Regions from separate parts of the Mus musculus genome. Here region 1 is linked to region 2. Evidence: chromatin loops called from intact Hi-C (ENCODE). Cell type or tissue: heart. All regions are shown on one strand.

Region 1 (5,000 bases), 59 kb before region 2:
GAGCCGTGTGCATAATTAACTCTATGGTTCTATTTAAGAATCCAGGGTGCATAAAGATTGAGTTTTTACTATCGCTTCATGCTTTCAAGCAGCCTGGAGGACCAATGCCCGTGTGGCTTTTGTTCTAGATGCTGGGCTATTGATGGGGATGGACAGGTCCTGGATGGTTTGTGTTAAGGTTTGTGGTTCTTTGAGGACCACTTTCTTGATTTGCACAGAGGGAAAAGGCAAGAGCATCTTTGGTGGGTTGCAGCAATTAAAGAGAGCACTTCTGGCGCCATGAAGTAGGTAGGACCTTGTACAGACAGACAGCAGGGAGTACAGTGAGTGATCTGATCCTGGGTGTCATACCACAAGAATTAAGGCAAAGAATACTGTCTTGTTTGTTTGTTTGTTTCCTTTTTCTTACACATCATCTTGTTAGTTGACATCCATGTCTTTTTTTATTTTAATTTTTTTAAAATTTGTATTAACGTTAGCACACAAAGTACTTGGTTTTATTATGACATCTTCATAACTGTGTGTCATTATACTTTCTCATTTGTTCCCAGACTCCCTTGCCCTCAGCGTGGCTCTTTTCCAGCTGGTTCTCTGCTGCGCTTTATTACCCGTATTCATTTCCACCTCTACTTCTCTCCTCCCTTAAGGTGTCATATTCTGCTCCTATGACATCCTTTCTAGTTTCATCATACAACACACAGCACGCACAGGCACGCACACACACACATTTTATAGAAACAGGTAGTTGTGCTAGATGCTGAGCCATTGGCTTGAAGTCTTAAGTTTTCACGTGACAGGGAATCATGGGAGAAGCTTGCTGTTTGACTTGTCCTTCTGCCTGTGTCACCGAGGAAAACAAACCAGTTTCAATAAAGTATAGTGCAGACACACCAGTCCCAGAGAGGGCGCCATCTCTTCTTACTCAGTGTGGCTGCTGAAGATTGGGTTATGAGGTGTAGTGCGGAACTGGCATGTCAGCATGCCGAGATGTGACACTGAGGTAGCTCTAGCACATATACTGCTCCCACACTGTTGATGAAGGTCACTTCATTGCAGTGCTTACTTGTCTTGGAATTCGATTATTGATTGTTTTAATTTCAACCATTGAAAAATGGAAAGCCCCTTTCTTAGATTGCAGGCCATTTCTAAACAGACCCTTGGAAAGCATCATGTCTGCTTTCCAGTATAAAGAATGGGGTTCTGGGTGGGAGAGACATTCAAGACATTTTCAGACAGCCTGCTTTTTGTGAGCTGTGCTGGTGTGCCTTTGTAGTAGAAAGTGCTGGTTATGATCTTACAGTCAATGCCTTTTACTTGTGTATGGGAGTCATTTTCTCTTCCCGGGCTTTGAAGCAGATGCCAGGACTCTAGTAGTCCCAGTAGGAGAATCCTTTGGTCCTTGAGGTGTAAGAGAAGTGACCATCGAGAGTGGCCTGGTACCCACAGTGTGATGTTTCCTTTATACCATCATGCAGTCATTGATTTTAAACTGTTCTCCATTGCGTCAACTCAGTTCTTCCCGCCTGGAGTTGAGAGCTCGTGTGTGTGCCTAATACTCCTCCATGTTTCTTGTTTCAGCTATTTGTACAAGAATGAGATCCAATCAATTGACAGGCAAGCATTTAAGGGACTTGCCTCTCTAGAGCAACTGTAAGTGTCCTCCATGCCGTCTGCCTTATTGCCTCCCACAGGGAGAGATGACTGGTTGCATGATGCATGTCTGTACTTTCTGGGGTGCAGGGAGGGTATGCATGACGAGGAGAAGCATCAGTGGGGCGTTTTTCACCCACCTCTCCCACCTTGCTCCCCTGCGCCCACCCAAGAGCAGACATTGCTGTGTTTCTTCTATGCATCAGACCCTGACCCTCCACCCATCACATCAGGAGCAGGGACGGAACTTGCTTTCCTGTCTAACAGTAAGAACTTTGGTGTTCACGTGGTGGTAGAGACAGACGTGTAAACAAGCAGGAGACAGATAGGCTATCATGATAGGAGCATCCAGCATGGGACACGTGCAGTTTCAATCATAGGGTTCATTGTTTTGGAGAGCAGAAGCCTTGTCCCCTTGTAGTTCTAGCAAGTGGGTGTTGAGTGTGCCAAAATGCTGTCTTTCTAAAGCATATGAACTAGACCTTGTTATGAAGTCAGTCATCATGGGGTCTTTTTCTTAGGCATAAAGTTCTAGTAAGATTATGGGGGTCTTCTGGTTTATGTGCCTTACTGGGTAACCTTTCACTCAGTAAGCTGAGGCAATCCTTGTGGGATTTCAGGCTATCTTGGGTTAGCAGTTTCACTGATGGAAAACAACTGTTAGTTTACGGCCAGAGTAGCCTTGCACTTGAGGCCTGTGCGTCTCTTCCTGTGTTAAGACTGGAGGACTGGCACAGATGGGTCAGGGCAGCAGCAGGTAGGGCCATGGAGTGCAGCAGCCCACATGGTACATCTATATCCCACATTTTGAGTCTCTGCGTAAACTGCTTCAGACAGATGAAACGGGGAATCCAGGTTATTGCAAAAGCTCTTGGAACTATCTCGAGGCTTTACAGATGTGGGAGATTGCAGAGGACGTGCTCTGTTTTCATGCAGACAGCACTAACCTGGCAGTGAGGCCACTGAAGGAGCCCAGCCAGGAGGAATTAGGAGCAAGAGGACTTGAGTGGTTTCCATAGCCAGCGGGGCTTTCTGCTCATCGGTGACAGGGAGCGGGATCCTGAGTCATAAGGGAGTTTAGAAAAACCTTAGGCGAGGAGAGACAGGATGCTGCAGCTGGGGTATGGCTTTCTTTCTGAGAATTGAATGCTGTAGTGAGACTGGGGGATAACCGCTTCCAGGTGGGATGAATGGTTCAGGTCAGTGTGTCAAAAAGGCCTCAGGCCTCAGGCTCTCTCTGATGCTTGTGCAGGGTCTGTTATTGGGAAAAGAGAGTTTCAACTGCCTCTGCTTCAGGGTCTCTCTACCCTCTCCTGTAGAAGATGCATGTTCTTAACACTCAGCTGGGTCTGTGGGAATTGGGAAGCCATGAAGTCCTGAATGAAGAGCCCAGGGGCAGCACTCCTCAGGGGGCCCTTGTCAGCTCCAGAGTTAGTAGCTGATTCAGCAAAGATAGTCCATGTAACATGAGGAGTCCCTCCCTGTGCTCCAGTTTTCTCAGACACCCAGAGAAGGGTAATGGTGCCCAGAATCTATCTGGAGCCCCAACAGTCCAGAGTTCTACAAACCCTGAAAGCCACTGCCCTCGATGCTTCTCGGGGAAGGATGTCTAAGACCCACCTGTTCAAACTTCACTGCAGGCTAAAGGGCTTTGAACACAAACCGTGATGCCTGTCCTTGTAGGGCTCTTGAATATCTGTCTTTGTTCCCTCTTGTTCTTCCAGTTTAGATCAGGACTTAGGTTTAACCAGAGACTTCCCAGAAGCCCCCCAGTGTTGATGGTTTATGTGAGCCATAGGGCCTGGGGACCAGAGGAATATGCGTGTTGGCCTACGCTGCCTAGCACACACCACACCTCATGGGGAGTAAGGATGTCTCTTTGCCCCTGTCTCCTTTGATGTCCTTGGATCAGATGATGTACTGGGGCAGTCACTGACATTGGTGCTCTTTTCTTGTCTTGTAAACACTTTGTCATATAGGGAGCGAGGGTTACAAACCTGCACCCAAGGATGGTCATGGAGACCATGGTACTGTGTGTCTGAGGAAGGACAGGTGGGCGTGGACTGCGGCCCTCTGAGATTAGGAGGCTCTGGACTGGTTCTGCCCAGAGAGTTGCCAGGGAATGAAGCCCATATAGGGACCCAGGAGTAACAGTTAATTAATCTCAGAGTTAATGTAAATGGATTTGAAGAACAACAAGGCTTTATATGGAGTTATGGTGATGAAGACTGTATGTTGTTTCTGCTGCTTGTTTCTGTCTTTGGCCCTTCATTGAATAAGAGCATCTGTTACCATGGCCACCTGAGTGGAGCCTTCTCTCTAGGCCAGTGAATAAGAACTTGATTGATGTTGTCTTGAATAAAAAAAAAGTACCCATGATTCAAAAACAGCAAACTAGCACCCAGGAGAATGAAATTAGCTACATTCCAAATTGTAAATTGTTTGAACTAAGGCGACATCTTAAATAGGAAGCCATATGGCCTCTGGGTATTCAGTATGACCAGAGGAGCTCTGGGAAGTCCATCGCCTCATATGACTTAGAGCTGCTTATCTCCTGCCTGGGTGCCTGGTTTTGTATCTACAGCATTCTTAGTGTCACATGGAAGCTTTGACAGTTTCAAGTGCAGGGGTGCTGTGGATGGCACACGGACAGTGGTCCTGTCTGCTGGGCTGCTTTTGGTTTTTCCTTGTTATCTCTCACTGGGTATTTTATAGATTATTGTGAAGTGTCTGGGCCACCATCACTTGGGTTCCTGGAGACCCAGGGCTTAAGTCCTGAGGTATTTATTGCCTGTGGGTCATCCAAGTACAAGGCAGCCTGCCTGCTCTCACTTGTGTCTTCTTGCCTCCATACACCGGGCAGAGCACAGGGAGGTACCTAGTGGTATGTGGATACGAAGTGCGGGAAAACTTTGGAGCCCAAAATCTGGGTTGGCAAAGGTCGGTAAGTCATTCACATTGTGTGGCTGTTTTATCCCCTAGGTACCTGCACTTTAATCAGATAGAAACGCTGGACCCTGAATCCTTCCAGCACCTGCCAAAGCTGGAGAGACTGTGAGTCCTGCTTCCTTCTTTAATCTGTAGTTGGGCCCTAGCTCCTGCTGCCTGAACAGTGAACATCAGCTTAACACTTCCATGATGCTTCGGTGTAAAATCCAACTCTTGGCCAATCATCAGAAGTGGGACTCAATATTTTATGTCTTTGAATGGTAGTAAAATAGCAAAGAAATATGATTATTTCTTGAACCAAAGCACATAGCTGTCAAATCCACTCATTAAATAAATACAGCTAATAAGATGTTGGATCTCTTGGGCTCATTTTCATATGTTTAGGATGTTATTGTTGTTGA
Region 2 (5,000 bases):
GGTACTTTCCAGGGAGAGGTGCCAAAGAAGGCTGAGACACTGTGGTCACAGCTGTCCCACAGATGAAGTGGGTACCCCTGAACAATGGGGTGGTAAGCATGGAGGCTGGGTATTAATGAGGCTCCCAGCTAATTTGGGAGGACCTAGCATCCTTTCAGAATATCCTGGTGGAGTTAAGTGAGGCGCTTAGTGAAATGCCTGGCCCAACTAAGGCAGGGAGGCAGAAAAGGCGCTCACACATGCCAGTGGCCTGCCTTTACTTTCCAGGGGAGTCTGTATTCTTGGCTTCCTGTAGTAACCTGGAGCTTTATTTGCCCAGTAGGCAGGATCTGGGGCCAGGGAGGGTTGGCCTTGTTCCATGTCTCTGCAGGGACAAGGCCTGGGATGGTGTCTTCCTAAAACTGATACCTCCTTGAAATGTCAAAAGAGACACTTTAAAGTTTAGGTTCAACTGAAGTGAACAGCTCTGGGCTGCGTTCTGCACCAAACCTTGAAGACGGTAATGGTTTGCCTAGAGGAGAGTGTTTCTCATCATGGGGTTTTCCTTTATGGTCATTCTCTACATGTTTTGATGTCCAGGGACCCCTCTGCCTGTCCCTGAAGCATAGCTTTCCTATGGAGCTTGGCATGGTGGAGACCCTGGGAGATGGGGAGGAGAAATGGCATGATGAGCTGTCTGTCCTGCTGCTCTGCAGATGGACTGTCCTCCTGATAGCTACTCAGCTACTTGGCCTCTCCACAAACACCTCAGTGGAAAGCCTGGTCCTGGGAGGACTGTGCTAATCCATTCCGCGGTTAGCAGAAGAAACTCGAAAAGCCATGTTCATATTGACTCAAATGTGAGGTGTGTTGTTTACTTGAAGGTTTGGAATGTGGTTCCTGGTGGTGTGCTGGTGAACCTCGATTTATGAGGAAAGCTCCCATGGCCATAACTGAATGCTAATAGCTTCTTAGACACAGCTCTGGGCTGTGCGGAGCTCACCCACCAAGGACACTCAGGCTGGCAGCCTCATGGTTTTCTCCACTAGACTTGCTGTTATTGCACAGCTGTACCAGCCTGGCACTCTTTCTGTTGACATTCAGGCTCCTACTAGTGGGAGTGGCCATGCCCAGACCACCAGAGGTCTGCTGAAGTCAAGAGCTGCTGGAAGCTCTGTAAAGCAAGGGCCAGAGTTCCAGAAGAGAAACACTTTTCCAATGTTTACCCAAATCCCCAAGATTACATGGAATGTGGGGGCTAGCCTATCCATGGGGGAGGGTCCAAGCCCCAGCTCAGGGCCAGAGAGGGACCTTATAGATCAAAAGTCTGTGATGGATATTTTTAAGTCTACTCGACATAAGCCAAAGTCATCTGAGGGGGAGGGGAGCCTCAATTAAGAAAATGCCTTTATAAGATCAGGTTGCAGGCAAGCCTGTTAGGGCATTTCCCTAATTAGTGATTGGTGAGGAGGGCACAGCCCATTGTAGGTGGTACCATCCCGAACTGGTGGTTCTGAGTTCTATACGAAATCAGACTGGAAAAACCCACAAGGAGCAAGCCAGTAAGTATCACTCACTCTTTCATGGCCTCTGCATCACTCCAGGCTCCAGATTCCTGCCCTGTTTGGGTTCCTGTTTTGATGTCCTTTGATGATAAACTTTGATGGGGAAATATAAGCTGAATAAACCCTTTCCTCCTCAAGTTACTTTGGTCATGGTGTTTCATCACAGTGACAGTAACTCTGGCTAAGCTAGAGGCTGGCTAACATGGAAATCTATCTGTAGAACGATTCTTCAGCCTGGGCTGTTGTTTGTGAAAGCAAATGTTGTGGCCCTCAGTTTCCTCAATGTCTCTGCTGCCTGGGTCTCTCCCAGGTGCTAGGATGATCAGTCCCCAGGATGCCGTATCCAGGGTGTATATCTTTGGAGGTTGGCAAGGAAAGATCAGATCAGAGACAGAGATGAAGAGAAGATAGTAGACTTCCCCAAGAGGTTATTGAAGTATTCCTTGCTGTGTGTGAAATAGGCCTAAAAAAGGCTTTCTCTGGGAAGAGACCTAGAAGCATGGGGGAGCACACTCTCTGAGCATCCATCTGCTTTCCATCATCTGCACCAGATGTTACATCTACAGACACCTGGGATGAGGGAGGCAGGGAGCATAGGAAAAGAAGACCTTTCCAAAGAGACAGAGAGACGATATTGCTTTAGTGTGTGTGTGTGTGTGTGTGTGTGTGTGTGTGTGTGTGTGTGTGTGGTTTTTCTGCACAGGCACAGGGCGGAGGAACAGCAGAGCAGAACCAGAGGCACAGGTGATCAAAGTCTGCCTTGCTCAGGATTGCCTGTGTGCTACCTGGTCTCTGAAAGAAGAGATGTGGGTAAAGCTAAAGACCTTGCAGATGTCCTAAGATGGGTGTCGGTGGGAGGGAGAGCATCTGGGATCATCCATGGTGCTGTTTCCATCATGGGAACAGGATGCATAGAAATCCTCACCTTTTCTCTTAACTTCAGCCCCTGCTGCTCCAACAGTGAGAAAGCCCTTGGCAGAAGAGCCCCAGATGCATCATCTCCATCAGGATAGAGGGGGACAGGATACAGGCCAGGGGATCCAACAACAGGCTGACTCACAGCTGGAGAAAACTTTGGCTGTATTCGTGGGTGAGGGAGCTGACACCTTCAGTCTTTTTTATCCCATACAGCAAGGGACACAGATTTCAGAGTAGGTAACCCTGCTTCCCTGACAGAGTGGAGCCTGCTCTGCCTTTGGTGTTCCACAAGGTGGCAGCATATGCTCAGAGTCCTACCTGGTAAGAGGGTGGCACTCATTTGTGCTGTAAAGGCCTGCTCTGCCAAGGCAGGAGGGACTGGAGGGCTGGCCACCGATGAAGAGGATCCTGGAGTTAACCCTGATCTTTAACAGCTGTGTTTCAGCAGCGAGGCCTGGGAAGGAAAACCAAACTGAAAACTGTGCTGTAATGTGGTGCTTCCTGTGTCTGGAGAGTGGAGGAATCATGACAGCGCTCCTCTTTGTGAATTTTTTGATGTACAGGCCAGTGCTCTCCTAAAAGAAGAAGGAAAGTCCACCAGAACTAAGTCCACCAGGGCAGAAGGCATCCTGGTCTGCTTAGCCCTGTAAACAGGAGGAAAAGAATACATGACTATTTACAAAAATCAGGACCCACCAAACTGCAGCAGCAGCCAGTTAACAGAAGAGCCTGGTTTGTTGGGTTCCTGGTCCCTCAGTATGTCTCAATGTAGCTACAAGACATTTTGTTTAAGGAAACGAAGCTCTTGATTTATAGGATTTGGAGGAGGCTAAGCTGGGGAGTGCTTCCTTGTGAAGTGGTGGGGCCGTATTAGCCCACTAACTAGAACTCATTCAGAGGGACTTGGGAGAACTTGTTTGAGAAAGAGATAGGAGAGGCTGGAGAGTGGCTGGTCTTCCAGAATTCAATTCCCAGCAACCACAAGGTGGCTCACGACCATCTATAACGGGATCTGCTGCCCTCTTCTGGCATGCAGGTATACATGCAGCTAGAACACTCATACAATAAATCTTTGGGGGGGGGGGCTGGGGTGGGGAGGGTGAAATGTGGGACAAAGGGAAGGAAATGGAGTTGGAGAAGCAGCCAAGCATATAAATTTGGCATCTGGAGGGGCCAGGTTAAACACAGCTATGTCTTTGGCTGCTATGTGCCTGATGTTCCTAACCCCACAGCTGGCTCAGAACCCCTCTAAGGAATAATACTGGGTCTTTGAGGAAATACCAGAAGACATCAAACAAAGACATGCTCAGCACACAGTAGGAGGTGGCTTTGGTCAGAGTTCAGCCCAGCACACAGTAGGAGATGGATGTGGTTCAAGTTTGGAGTTGGAAATGTGCTACAAGGACCCAGACAGTTGTCTTTCCCCTTTGCAGATAAATAAGAAACAAGCAAGCCAGGTAGTGAGTGTCAACCACAGCATTGAGGTGAAGCAGAGAATTCTAGCCCTCTCCGGAGGTTACAGATGAAAGAAAAGGAGTCTCTTAGAAACAAACTTGCTTGTTTGGTGTTGTCAAGGACCCTTGAAGAGCATAGCTGCCCCAGATCAGTTACTGCAAAGCAGAGAGGGTAGGGACTGCCCTTCCTGTGTGCCAGGGGAATCTTTTTCATGACAAATCCAACTCGTACAACAACTTGCACTCAACCCAGCATAATGGCCCCTGGAGCCTTTAGGGCCCTAAGAGTGGAGCTGGCTTTGATGAGCCAGTGTGCTAGGCTGGGAGGCTGACTGAGTCCTTGTGAGGCTGCAAACGAATCTGAGCACTTGGGAGACCCTGCAATGGTGAGAGTGTGTTAGATGCTGAGCACACCCTACATAGTTGCTAACAGTTCCTTAAATGTGTATTATACTGAGTTACCCAAGGCTATCATCACGCAGCTTAATATGTATTTTGAGCTATTCCTGATACCCTGCTACATCCTCTTTCTCAGCCGCCTCCATTAATTCTCTCGGATCCCCTATACTGTTTTTCTTCTATTTTCATGTCATCTGTACATATGGGACTTTATGAATTTATAAATCCTGAAACCCACAAATGAGAGAAAAGATACACTACTTGTCTTTTTGAGACTTATGAATATGATTATTTCCAGTTGCATCCATTCAGGGAGCTAGACAGATGGCTCAGTGGTTAAGAGTCCTGGCTGCTTTCCCATAGGTCCCAGGTTCTATTCTCAGGACCTACATGAGGATGCACAACCATGGGTCACTCCAATCCTCTTCTGACCAGACATGCACATACAAGCAGGCAAAACACCCATACAAGAGAAAAATATAAAGACAGAGAAAACATTTGAGAAGAGTATTTTGGGAAGGTCTTCCTGTCTGCTGTTGGTCATGATGCATGTTAGTGCTCTACTGAGTAGCAGAAGTATGTAATGTCCATGTTAGACACCCGGGGCGCCCTTTCCTTCTGGTTGGCCAATATTGGTCTTGGGTCTGAGCTAATACACTTCGCAAAGAAGACCTGGTTTGTTGTT

What was found. A loop is a pair of places that touch in the nucleus more often than their neighbours do. Peaks named below come from ENCODE experiments on the same cell type or tissue, not always from the same donor. Only the 100,000 strongest peaks of a DNase experiment are listed, where the experiment ranks them.
Region 1: it touches region 2 in a loop (2.2-fold over the local background); 2 of 42 quality-filtered maps call a loop at or near these places.

What each region holds. Positions count from the first base shown.
Region 1 is chr12:29,977,662-29,982,661 of GRCm38, forward strand. It overlaps Pxdn (peroxidasin), which reads left to right. Exons shown (of 23, transcript NM_181395.2): 4 at 1,579-1,650; 5 at 4,633-4,704. Among named protein-coding and RNA genes, the nearest start is that of Pxdn, 42 kb to the left of the region's middle. In heart, no CTCF peak of the experiment used is centred here; DNase peaks (open chromatin) are centred at 2,572 and 4,398.
Region 2 is chr12:30,036,940-30,041,939 of GRCm38, forward strand. No RefSeq gene overlaps it. Among named protein-coding and RNA genes, the nearest start is that of Gm15691, 20 kb to the right of the region's middle. In heart, CTCF peaks have their summits at 2,744 (motif pointing right), 3,451 (motif pointing left) and 3,684; a DNase peak (open chromatin) is centred at 2,812.